Regions from separate parts of the Homo sapiens genome. Here region 2 is linked to region 1. Evidence: chromatin contacts called from ENCODE Hi-C or POLR2A ChIA-PET data. All regions are on one chromosome and are shown on one strand. The core of a region is the stretch at or near the end of the contact, and the rest is flanking DNA. Distances in the headings are between cores, read along the strand shown.

Region 1 (6,464 bases), core at 1,712-4,211:
AACGGAGGGAAGGTAACGCCAGTGAGGAGTGGGAACGGTGGGAAGGTGACACCGGTGAGAAGTGGGAACAGTTGGTGAATTCGCCTAAGGCTCTAATGGCAGTTCCTTGTCGTATTCTTGTGACTTTTACATATGTTTGACGTTGTATCAAAATGGTAAGTTGGGAAAAACCCTCAGAGCAGCTCATCCTCAGACCTGCTGAACAGTCTTCAAAGACGCCAAACGGTGGCAGCCGCGTCTTTGTGAGGCTCTTCTGGCGACGGCGCTGGCGCGGACCTGCCCCGGCAAAGTGTGCGTGTCGGGAGGCAGCACCCGCCCGCCAGGCCTGGCCACAGTGGGAGGAGGGAGGTGGCGCAGCAGCCGCTGGGCGTCCTGGGGGTGACCTGGGCTCACAGAGGGCAGGGCCTAGGGCCACGCCGATGAGCCTGTTAAAGTGCCTCACAGTGTCATTGCGACTCATAACCATTCTCACCGTTGCTTATTTTACGTGGCACTTGCTTGTGTCCACCCAAACTGCCTGACCACGAACCCAGAAACCATGAATATTTTGTCCCCGACCGTTGGCCGCGCCCTAGAACCAGGCCTGGCCCAGGCTGGGTGGGTGGGTGTGAGGGATAAGAAGAGAAATGGCAGGCAAGTCGGTTTTAACATACAGAACAGGTGGCCACGCGGGACAGACCCTAAAGCCAAGGTTCTTTCTGACCTTATCATGAGGCTGATCCTTGGAGCGCAGGGAGGCGGCCGCAGGGTGAACAGTGCCCTCTGTGTAGGCTCCGGAGCAGAATGGTCATCATGGACAGGCCGCCGGCTGCTGGGCTGTGACTGTTCTGAGGCTGAAATGGGCAAACAGCCTTGCCTCCTCTCCACCTGCAGCTGCAAGCCTGGACAGTCGAGGCACCCCGGGAACCTCCCCTACGCTCATGTCTTGCTCGTGCATTTCTGAGCTCCCCGGCAGTTCAGCCTCCCTTGTATTAAATCCTGACAGGAAGCTTGGATTAAGACCTCGGTAGTGCTAAAGCCGTTGCTCTCTGAACCCATGCTCATGGGGGATGAATCTTGTCTCCCCAAAAGATATGTTCGAGTCCTAAGCCCTGGTTCCTACAAACGTGACCAGTTTGGAAACAGGGTCTTCGCAGATGTAAAAAGTTAAGGATATCATGATGAGATCATCTTGGATTTAGTATGGGCCTGAAATCCGGTGCCTGGCATCCTTATGGGAGAAAGGAGAGGCTTGCAAAGATGGAGGTGGGGCTGGGCGATGCTGAGGACACCCGGAGTCACCAGAAGCAGAAGCGCCGAGGAGGGATCTCCCTGGAGCGAGCAGCTCTGAGGGAGCGCAGGCCTACACCTCAATCTTGGACTCTGGCTTCCGGAACCATGAGGGAACAAGTGTCTTGTTTTAAGCTGCAGCCCAGGAATCCGCCTCCCTGTGGCTCACCAGTCCCCTTGGGCACATCTTCCCTCTCCTAATGGGGTAAAATCAGGGGCAATGTGCTGTGACCTGTGGCTTTGGGGGTGCTCTCAGGAGCGGCCTGGGGCTGAGCAGGCAGGGAGCCTCTACCTGTACCTACTGTGCCTGCTCCCTGTGAGGGCTGGGATGCCCCCCCGATGCTGAGCAGGTGCCAGGAATGTTGATGGATGGATGGATGGAGAGAGGGATGTTGATGGACGGATGGATGGAGGGAGGGATGTTGATGGACGGATGGATGGAGGGAGGGATGTTGATGGACGGATGGATGGAGGGATGTTGATGGACGGATGGATGGAGGAAGGGATGTTGATGGACGGATGGATGGAGGGAGGGATGTTGATGGACAGATGGAGGGAGGGAGGAATGTTGATAGACAGATGGATGAAGGGAGGGATTTTGATGGACAGATGGAGGGAGGGAGGAATGTTGATAGACAGATGGATGGAGGGAGGGATGTTGACGGACAGATGGAGGGAGGGATGTTAATGGACTTATAGAAGGGATGAAGGGACGGCCAGTCCACCACCAAGCAAGGATGAAACCCTAGATGCAAATCAGGCTCCGAGTCAACTTATGGGAGTTCTTTGATAAAAACACATATTCATAAAATGAGTCACAAAGGCCCTTGCATTTTTCATTTTCAATCTGCATTTGTAAACATCTTTACTCAGCTTCACTTTGTACAGGGAGGTCTTCGAAATTTTAATTTCAAGCTCAAAACATGAGGGCTGTTATTCTGGCCCACTTTTTTTTTCTTGGAAAAGATAGGAAGCTCTTCGCCAAAAGAAAAATAAGTCACAAGCTTAATAAATAACGAAGCACAAAGCAAACCACTCATGCTCAATTTTTCATACTTCTATGAATATTTCAGGAAATAATAGATGGCCTTAGAAGACTATCATAAGGCTGGCAGGGACCCGGAGCTGGGGACAGCCACCTTCTTCTCTCAACCCTCTTGATGTCATTTGTGTAAAATTAATGCAGGAGTTGGTTTCATTTTCTAATTCATCGAGAAAGGATATTTCTATTCACAATGGCATCTTCCAGTTACCCATCCAAGACTTCGGTGGTGCGGGGCAGGGGAGCCCCCAGGTGGGGCTGAGCCCCGACGGTTCTTGGCTTTACCCTGGAGGGAATTCAAGGGCAAGCCGCAGGTAGAAGGAAAGAGCTTTATTCAGGCGGCCGTGCCACAGCTCACAGCTCCCTGACTGCTCCTGCAGCGGGGCCGCCCCGTAGGCAGAGAGCAGCCGCTTGGGGCAGTTTTGCAGTCACACTTATACCGCTTTTAATCGCATGCAGATTAAGGGGCGATTTATGCAGAAATTTCTAGGGAAGGGGTAGTAACTTTTGGGTCATTGAGTCATTGCCATAGAAGGGGGCGGTAACACCCGGGTGTTGCTATGGCAACGGAAAACTGACAGGCACTCGGGTGGGCGAGGCTTAGGGAAAGCTGCTTCCGCGAGCCCTGCTTTAACTAGTCAATCCGGTCCGGAGTCCAAGTACTGCCTCTGGAGTCGACTCCCACCTCAAACCTCACTCGAATGATGGCGTCCCAGTCCTCTCTCAGAAGACGTCCATCAGCAACGTGATTCTGTCCTCCCAGCCAAGCTGGCAGCTCCCGGAGCCCCTGCCCTATCGCTGGTCTCCCGGGCTGTGCAGGCCCTGCAGGGACTGTGAGCCCTCCTCACGCGGAGGAAGCAGAGGGGGCTGGACCTGCCGGCCTGGCACATGCACGTGGAGAGGCCGACTGTTGTGCACACTCACGCAGGCACACACACACTTGCTCACACACACACTGAACTCATGCTCACACATGCCTGTCAGGCTCACACTCACACTCGCTCATCCGTGCACTGACACTCATACACGGCCAGCGTCCTAAGGCGGAAGAGTGAAGGAGAAAGGCCTGCACTCCAAGGCTGGGCTGCAAGTGCAGCGGGGGTGAGGGGTGGGGGATCGCCGGAGCAGGTGTGCAGCAGGGGTGAGGGGTGGGGGATCAGGGGAGCAGGTGTGCAGCAGGGGTGAGGGGTGGGGGGTCAGGGGAGCCAGCATGTGGTAGGGGTGAGCAGGTGAGAAGTGCCGGGGAGCAGGCATGAGGTGGGGGTGAGGGGTGGGGAGCCCCCGGGAGCAGGTGTGTGGCAGGGGTTGGGGGTGAGGGGTCCTGGGAGCAGGCATGCGGCAGGGGTCACATTGAGCCGATCTTGATGTTTCTGGTTTTGCCTTTCTTAGCCCTCAGCCCCAAATTCTTGCTTACACTTCTAGAAATAAATTACAGCCAACCCGGTCAACACGTTTCCAAATTTTCCAAGACGTTTGCTGACGTCGTTAGCTGGTGACATCCTCTTCTTCACATTTTTAAAGCTTAAAAATAAAAGTCCTGGATCCAAGTCAGACGCCAGCATTTGCTGCTTCCCCTCCGTCTTCTGAGCAGATCTGAGCCTGGGGTTCCGGCTGGGTTTGTTGTTAACTCATAGATACAAAAAACGTCTCCCAGCCCTGCCTCCCTCCGCCGTCCGCCCACAGGGCCTGCAGCCTGAGGCTGGCTCCTGCCTGAGCCGCGCGCTCTCAGTGCGAGGGGCCGTGGGGGTGTCCCTCTGTGGTGTGGCTCCGGACCAGGGGCCTCTGTCACACTCTGGGGCAGCAGTGTTTGGGAAGAGCTGTCACCTGTCGAGGGAATGCCCCTCGGGATGGCACCACCCTGGTGGCTCTGACACCCACGGTGACCAGGGAGGGCTGAGGTGGGAGCGCGTTCTGGCTGAACCACGTGGGAGGCGGCATCTGGGGACGAGGCCTCGCCGTCTGTCACCAGTGACCCTTGGCCGAGCGTGAGGACGGCTGTGTCCCCAGGCTGCAGCAGCCACGCACCAGCACCACCTCCCCCGAGCCCCTCACACCCCCTGTCCACAACCCCATTCGTGGCACCCTCGTCAGTGGTGGGGCGATCGTCCCCTTGGGTCCAATCTGGACGCTGGGGCCGAGGCCACCGGACGCCAAGGCCACCCGTTGGCTCCAGGCCGGCACCTGTTCTCAGAAGAGATCTTGCCTTTGCCAAGGCTGGCCCTGGCCTCGGGCCTGAGACAAGAGCCCAAGTGGGAGTTGACTGGGGGGGGCCTGGGGGGCACCGGAGGGGTGGGGATGTCAGGAGAAAGAAGGTGATGGCCTAGGAGCCTCAGCGAGGCCTGGACAGGGGACGGGCAGAGGAGCCTCCTTAGTCCCCGTCCAGGTGAGAAAGCCGTGGCCTCCACCCAGGTGCCCACCTGCCCCGGGGGCCTGATTGTGGGTCCCCACCTGCATGCGGGGCGTCCTCTGTATGGCTGCCAGTTTGGGGCATGGCGAGGGCCCAGGGACCTGTCTGACTCGAATTCCTGGCGGGAGCCGGGTTTGAGGCACACAGGAGCCTCGGTGCTGAGTCGGGGGCAGGTCGGCCCAGGTGACATCACACCCACCCTTGTGTGAGCCGCCAGGAGGAGCCCAGGCAGGATAAGGACAAAAGGTCAACCCTGGGGCAAGGAAGCCCAGAAGGTGCCGGCATGTCTGTGCCTGGGGTGGGTCCACCCTTCCTCTCAGGGGCCGGCGATGAGTGTCCGGGAGGAGAGCCCTTGGCCTCAGCGTGCACTGACACCAAGGTGGCGGCGCCTCCTCGGCTTATTCAGACAGCAGGACGCGTCAGAGGAGAGGCTCCAGTTTGGGTTGCCTTTCAAGCAGCGACATCAGAAATGCCCCGTCTCTCCTGGTCTGAGGGATCAGGAGGGTCTAGACCAAAGGGCGGTTACCCACCCAGGACAGCCTCTGTCCCTCTGGGAAGGAGAGGTCGCCTTGGTCAGAATCCCACCCTCACCTGGCCAGCCCAAGTCTCCCCTGGGACAGGAGGAGTGGAGGCCACCCCTTTCCAGACCCTGATTGAAATACCAGCTGAGAAGGGAGACCGGCATCCCTGGAGTGTGGTGGCCCCCAGGAGAGATGCACCCAGCCAGGTGGTGAGCGGAGATGGTACTGCAGGCACACTGGGCAGGTGAGGCCCAGGAGTCCTGGTCCAGGCATGTTGCCTCCAGCGCCCACCTGTCGGTCTGTGCAGGAGGCCAGGCTGCCCTGCAGGGGGGATTGGGTGGGGAGGAGCAAAGGGAGAGGAGGGCATCGCTGTGGCCCTCGACAGCCTGGGGGTCTCCACCAGAGTTGGCGAGGCCGGTGCTCCAGGAGCGGCCGCGTCACCCCCTGCCTCCCCCTGCAGAGCTATTCTGCACCTCCTGACCCCCGAAACGTGGTGCAGAGGCTGCCGTGTGCCTCAAAGACCAGCTCCCACCTGGGAGATTCAGGTCAGACAGACCCCTGGGCCCTCGCCATGCCCGGAGCTGGTGACTGTTCAGAGAAGGTCCTACATGCAGGCGGGCCCCCTGTGCTGGCCCACAGGCTCCAGGGACCCGTGACCAGGAGATGCTGAGCTCAGCGTGTGGGGGTGTGAACATCTGTCAAGTAAGTAAAGGCACGAGGGGAAGAGGAACCCGTCAGAGGATGGGGGTCCAGGGCCAGGCAGGGGATGGCGCCACAAGGACTGAGGGAGGGAGGACGCTGGAATCCCGCTGCCGTGGGAAATTAACCTGAGCAGCTCTTCAAGAGGAGGAGACCTTGGGCCAGTGCCTGGAGAACTGGCATGGAGCCTGGGGCTGCGTTTCAGCCATGCCCTGGGCAAGGCTCAGAGCAGCTGGCTCTGCAGGGACCTTGGCCACGGCTTCCTCCTGCTGCTCCCCAGTCTCGCTGCCTCCTTCCGGAAGGTGCACAACTGACCCCCCAAAGTGCTCCCTAAAGGTGACCCTGGGCTCAGGAGCAGGAGCTCCTGGGTCCTCCCACTCGCCTTCCGAAGGGCCCTGCCCAGCCTGGTGTCAGCAGGTATCCCAGGGGGAGGGCCCCACGGCTCCGCACAGCCTGTCACCTGGCTGTGTGCAAGCCAGGGAGGTCACTGTGACGTCCCGATTTAGTTTCCAACTTCGCTGGTAGA
Region 2 (6,464 bases), core at 1,134-3,633, 300 kb before region 1:
GAATGGCCCGCGGCGCCCCTCCCGGTTGCTCGCTGACCCCCCCGCCCAAGAGTCTGGGGCTGCGAACCCCGCTTCGCCTTTGCTGCATCCGACTCAGCCTTTCAGATCTGTAGGATCCGGGACTCCAGTGTCCGACTACAGGGCGGGGCTCACGGCCCACACGCGCCGCAGTACCCCGCCCGATGCGCACGTTCCCTCTGGGCACCCCCTGGGAGCGTCCCCGTGGTGCCAGGCTGGCGCGCTGGCCTCTGAGGAGGTGGCTTCTGCTCTAGGCACCTGAGCAGCAAGTCTGAGTGGGCGCCCACGGGGCGGAGGCTGTTAGACGCATCTGGTGCTGCACCGAGGAGGCCTGACGTCCCCTGTGGCCAAGCCCCCACACCCATGGGTGCTGCCTCCGGGTGGCTCCTCCGAGGCAGAGCCCTGAGCTGATAGCGCCCATTCGTCTCGCAGGCCTGCCACGCCCCCAGCTCCCTTCAGCACGAAGAATGAGAGCGTTCTGGAGGGGACAGGCCACTGCACTTGCAGAGGGTGGGTTCCTGTCTCTCAAGCCCATACCTCCCTTCCTCCCGATCTCCCCAGCCTCCGCCGCCCACCCCATTTCCTCGACAGTTGGATTCAAGGCTGGTGTCTACCTTGTAGTGGGGACCCAGCCGCCGGGCGCCAGAGCACCCAGACCCCGGAGTCCAGCAGCTACTGGAGGACAAGGAGCAGGCGCTGTCCTTTCCGCAGGAGACAGTCAGGGTGCAGGCGACCTGGCACCCTTGTTGCCGGGACACCCTGTGGCTGAAGGACTGGGAAACAGGGCCTGTGCGGAGCCTTGCAGAGAGGGCATGGCCTTCATTTTCTCCAGCCCTCCCCAAAATGCAGACATTTGCTGAGTACCTGTGGGCACCAGCTCTTATCACCTGGCGGTGCTGGCTGGCAAGTCTGCCTGGCTGCCCTCCAGCCAGAGCCGAGCCCCTTCTCCCATCCCCAAATGCACAGAAGACAGCCAGAGAGCCAGGGTCCTGGGCAGCACCTGCCCAGCCCAAGACTCCACATGAGCACTTAGATATGCAGTGCACACCTGGCTCTCTGCACACACCTGGTTCTCAACAGACACCTGGCTCTCCATGCACACCTGCTCTCAGTGCACACGCGGCTCTGCAGTGTACACCTGACTCTCTGCACACCTGACTCAGTGCACACCCGGCTCTGCAGCGCACACCTGACTCTCTCTGCACACCTGGTTCTCAGTGCACACCCGGCTCTGCAGCGCACACCTGACTCTCTCTGCACACCTGGTTCTCAGTGCACACCCGGCTCTGCAGCGCACACCTGACTCTGCACACTTGGTTCTCAGTGCACACCTGGCTCTCTCTGCAGACCTGATTCTCCGTGCACACCTGGTTCTCAGTGCACACCTGGCTCTCTCTGCAGACCTGATTCTCCGTGCACACCTGGCTCTCTCTGCACACCTGGTTCTCAGCGCACACCTGCTCTCAGTGCACACGCGGCTCTGCAGTGTACACCTGGCTCTCCGTGCACACCTGGTTCTCAGCGCATACCCAGCTCTGTGGTGTAAACCAGGCTTGACAGGCTCTGTGGACCCATGCCTGGCTCTGCAGGTGCACACCTGGCTCTTTCACCAGGGGTCTCCAGTTTTCCTGCGTGCAGGAAGCCCCTTGCCATACCTGCCTCCCCCAGCTCCAGCCATCAGGACCCTTAAGGGATGCTGGATGGGAGCCCGGACTCCACACAGACGTTCACTCCAGGCCTGCTGGGCAGTGCACGGCCACATCCGGAAGAATCCCTCTCACCCCAGGCACCTGCCTCGGGCACAGTGGCCACAGGAGAGGCCTGCTGACCGCCTCCTAAACCTTCCTATACTGGAAGCACAGACTCAGCCAGTCTCCAGCAGCAAACAACGTGACCCACTGTGGAAAAGCTGAGCTGCCTCAAAGGACGTTTCCCAGGTGAAGCCCAGGAATGACGGCCACATATGGGCAGAGCTGGGTGGCAAGGGGCAGGCCTGTGCTCAGTAGACTCAGCCGGACCAGGGCCCCCATGTGGACCCAACGCCACTCGCCGGTCATCCCAACAGTGTCTCTCGCTCAGAGACAAACTCCAAAGGCCAGGGGGTCTCTGCTGACTCTTCCAGGGCATCCATCTGACCCCATGCTGTGCAACAACTAAGCCAGGGCCCTCCGTGGAGTCGCCTTAAACTGCAGCTTGAGCTGCTTTCCCTCTGGGTGTCATGATGCAGCTGTGATTCTTGCTGCCACACGTGGATCATGGAGGCCGTGACTGGGAAGCCAGCAGCTTCACTTCCTGCCACCACTCCCTCTCTGCCAGGCTGCGGTCAATCTGAAGCCACAAAATGACGTCACTTTCCTGCTTTCTCCAGAAAACAGCTCATCCAGATCTGGGCACCCGCTCAGGAACCGCGATGTCGACATCATCTCCAAGAGCCCCTTCAACCCCGAGGCCCCTTGGGCACAGCCTGCACACCTGCCCCACACACTCTGTCCTGTGTCCCGGGCCCCTGTCTTGAGGTTCTGCCCTCCCCGGTGCCCCTGGGCCGAGGGCTTAGTCCCCTGCGGGGTCTCAGGAAGGAACTTCAGGGCCACAAACCTCAGGAGGGTTCCAAAGCCGCCTCAGGAGGCAAGGCGAAGGCAGCTGAAAGCAGCCGCTTCCTCCCTGAGCCAGAAGGCAAGGCCCCCTCCCCCTGCACGGCCAGCTGCTGCACCGCCCTGCAGGGGCACTGAGGCACAGCCCTCTCCACCCAGTGTCCCTGCAGTGCATAGGCTGAGAGGGCGGCTTCCCAAAGACTGGCCTGGTCAGGTGTGGTCAGCTACCCGGGGCCGCCTGTTCCCAGAGCCCCTCTCGAAGCCAGGCCAGGGCTGCCTCTAGGAAGGGGCCATTCCCAGGGGAGCAGCCCCTCAGTGCCACAGTGGGCTGGGGAGGGCCACGGCGGGTGCCAGCCCCCAGGGTCCGCCGCTTCCCCGCTGTCAGGGGGACTCGGTCCTGGCTCAGGAGTCCGGGTCATGCTGGGTCATGCACGTGGCAGGCTGCAAGCGGTGCTCCTGGAATCAGGAGACTCAGGTTTTCTGGAGTCACTGCAGTGACCCCTCAGAGACAGGGCTCCCACAGCACAGATTTCAGCAGGTCCTGCAGCTGGGGCTGGGCAGGAAGTGCTGGGGAAGGGCCTGGCCGAGAAGCCCGAGCCAACCCAGGCCTAGGCAGCTTCTGTCAGGAGCTGTGGCAGTGCCAGACCCTGCCCTGCCACCCCGGGTGGTGACAGCACAGGCCACCGCTCAGCTCCAGGTGCCCCCACAGGCTCATGCACACACAAACAGGGCTGCCTGCCACCTGCGAGGAACCTGCTCTCTCCAGGGACTCAGAAACAGGCGCCAGGCCAGAGACACACCACAGCCAGAAAGGCAGGTATCAGGAGCCAGCGGGTGCTTGGTGCCTGGAGGCCACACCCCAGACACCCACAGGCAGGGCCGGCTCACCCGCCGGAAGACAGGCCCAGGAGGCCCTCTGCAGGGTCCCCAGGATGACCAGGGCCCTGGTGGCATGAGGCTGGTGGAGGGTGTTGAAGCCAGGAACCCTCTCGATGGAGTATGGACCCCATCCTGGCTGGAGGAGAGGTTGTCAGGGCGGGGCTGGCCCTTGGGAGGCACCACAACCCCTGTGCAGGGTACCCCAACCGGGGAGAAGCCACCAGGCCACGCTGGAGTGGGAGCCAGGACCTCAGCGCCAGGTCCCCACCGCGTCTGCCGTGCCCACCCCTAGAGGGTGCTGAATCCTGGCCCCTCCCAGCTCTGGGTGTGTGGTGGGGAGGAGCTGCTTCTCTCCGTCCTCACCCGGCCTTGCCCTCGGCCAGCAAAGACCGCAGAGGAGAGTGAGACCCTTGGGAGCTCCCTGGGCTCAGGGGTTCTGAGTGCCTGTGCTGGGACCTTGGACGGCCAAGACACCGCTTGACTTCCACCTTCTGTCCTCTGGCGCCCGCCTGCACCTGGTCCTCTGCCTGCCCACGCGGCCAGCTAGAAAGCGCGCGCCCTCCAGTGGGAAGGAGAGCAAGGAGTAAAACGTCCCGCCAGGGAGTGGGGAGTGTCAGGAAATTAGGAGGAAGTGTCGGGGCTGCGGCTTGCCGGGATGTAGGAGCACAGGCCCTGGGGCAGAGGAGGGGCGGGGGGAGCCGTGAGAGGCCCGGAGGGAGCAGGGGAGGTGGAGAGGAGCTTTCCCCAGTGGAGCTGGCAGGAAGAGTCCCAGGTGCAAGGAGCGCATTTTAGAATTCCAGGACTCGGGAGGAAACCTGCAGGATGAGGGCTCCCCTTGGGGGCGGCCTGCATTTCTCAGCGGGAAGGTGGGTGTGGGTGCCCCTCACATCACCTGGCGTTTATTTTTGCATGTGTGAAATATAACAACAATTTCCTAGGGGAAAACACCCTAGGGTGCACAAAAGTTGTAAAAATGGGAACATATGGTCCGAAACTCACTGCTGAATAATGTGCTGTCATGAAATTTACTTCAAAAACCCCCTCACGGAGTACAATCTTGGGTAGATGAAGGAGAAAAAAAGTAAAAATGAATTTAAAAATCTCTTAAAGCTTCTGTTTTTTGTTTTTTATTTTTGAGACAGATCTGGCTCTGCTGCCCAGGCCGGAGAACAGCTCACTGCAGCTGGAGCCGTTCTCCCACCTCAGCCTCCGGCACGTGCCACCACGCCCAGCTAATTCTTTTCTTTTCCTTTTTTTTTTTTTTTTTTTTTGAGACAGGGGTCTCACTCTGTTGCCCAGACTAGAGTGTAGTGGCACAATCTCAGCTCACTGCAACCTCCACCTCCTGGGTTGAAACGATTCTCCTGCCTCAGCCTCCCAAGTAGCTGAGATTACAGGCGCCCGCCACCACGCCCGGCTAATTTTTGTATTTTAGTAGAGACGGGGTTTCACCATATTGGCCAGGCTGCTCTCAAACTCCTGACCTCAGGTGATCCGCCCGCCTCTACCTCCCAAACTGTTGGGATTACAGGCGTCAGCCACTGCGCCTTGCGTAATTCTTTTCATTTTTTGTAGCAATGGGGGTCTCACTGTGTTGCCCAGGCTGGTCTTGAACTCCTGGGCTCAAGTGATCCTCCTGCCTCTGCTTCCCACAGTGCTGGGATTACAGGTGTGAGCCACTGCGCCTGGCCAGCTTCTTTAGATCAAGCTGTAAATAACTTCAAATAGTAAATTAGTAGAGCAGACACGACTGACTAAAATTATTAGCAATGAAAGCACAAAGGAGTAAGCAGGGGAGGCCACCCTGAGCACGTCTGGACGGCTCGCGTGGGGAGTCCACGCTCAGAGCACCCCACAGGTGTGCAGGAACCGGCATGATCCACAGTGATCGCCTTTGGTGGCAAAACTTATTTCTTTTCTGCAGTACTCACAATTCTCCATCATAACAATGTGTCGTTTTACAAGCAGGAATAAATGAAAACAATGGCTGTTCAAAGCTTGCTGGAGAGAGGCGGCGGCAAAGCTCTGCTGCTCCCCGTGTTTCTGGAATCTGTTGACAATTGTATCTGCGCTTCTCACAGATTCTGAGAAGGACACGTATGTTTAACAAATATATATAACTTCCTCAGAGAGCCACTGAAGGCCAGGTGCGGTGGCTCATGCCTGTAAACCCAGCACTTTGAGAGGCCGAGGTGGGCGGATCACCTGAGCTCAGGAGTTCACGACCAGCCTGGGCAACACAGCCAAATCCCGTCTCTACAAAAAATACAAAACTTGGCCCGGCATGGTGCCCGTAGTCCCCTCTACTTGGGAGGCTGAGGTGGGAGGATCGCTTGGGCCTGGGAGGTGGAGGCTGCAGTGAGTCGAGATTGCACCCCTGTACTCCAGCCTGGGCCACAGAGTGAGACCCTGAAATAAAGAAAAGCTGTGGACGTGGCTGAATCGTGTGCACCGCTGACCCCCAGCATGTGGGCCTCACCCACCATCCACGCGACGCCCTCGCCAGGAAAAACAGAGCCATGTGACCGGGGAGGGTTGATGGGGGTGTCCAGAGGCCAGAGTGCCCTGGCAGGGTGGCCCCCACCCCATCTGTCCCTGGAGGTCTTTGTCTCCTTCTGTGCTGAACTCCACCCTCCAACAGCTCCCCGTGGCTGCCCAAGCAGGGGTGGCGGGGTGTCAAGGAGGGTGGGCGGCGGGACCGCGGGGCAGAGGGGCTGTGCATCCTGGGTAATCCCACCCTCGCCCTGGGTGGCCACCAAGCGGTGCCGGCAGCTGGACCTGGGTGCGGAGTGTGGAGCCGAGTTCACCTGCCTTTTTGTGGCTCCCAGAGGAACACGCAGAGACCCAACTGAGGCCAGCCTAACTGGGGCTGCTGAGGGTCAGCCCCGGCATCGGCTCGGGGCACCAAGGACCCAAGGAGACTGAGCAGGGACTGCAGCCGCTCAGCGGGGGTTGGAGGTGGCAGAGCCCTCCTCA

The links. A loop is a pair of places that touch in the nucleus more often than their neighbours do. ChIA-PET counts read pairs that join two places held with the same protein, here RNA polymerase II (POLR2A). Pooled maps may share reads with other maps.
Region 2: a pooled map shows a loop between it and region 1 (11-fold over the local background). The contact joins the enhancer-like site here to the promoter of LINC01167 in region 1. A Hi-C loop is called at or near these places in 1 of 37 single-sample maps with no recorded cell type and 10 of 50 pooled maps. POLR2A ChIA-PET finds 5 or more read pairs at or near these places in 1 of 52 experiments (WTC11).

What each region holds. Positions count from the first base shown.
Region 1 is chr10:132,958,734-132,965,197 of GRCh38, reverse strand. It overlaps LINC01167 (long intergenic non-protein coding RNA 1167), which reads left to right and starts at 2,961. Exons shown (of 2, transcript NR_125763.1): 1 at 2,961-3,439; 2 at 3,734-3,858. LINC01166 (long intergenic non-protein coding RNA 1166) reads left to right here. Exons shown (of 2, transcript NR_120627.1): 1 at 1-12. RefSeq lists an enhancer at 2,468-3,363.
Region 2 is chr10:133,255,275-133,261,738 of GRCh38, reverse strand. No RefSeq gene overlaps it. Among named protein-coding and RNA genes, the nearest start is that of MIR202HG, 11 kb to the right of the region's middle. RefSeq lists a silencer at 1-61 and enhancers at 2,354-2,403, 3,402-3,701. Within about 2 kb of position 2,383, at least 33 of the 41 ENCODE cell types and tissues checked have a DNase peak (open chromatin) inside an H3K27ac peak, as active enhancers do.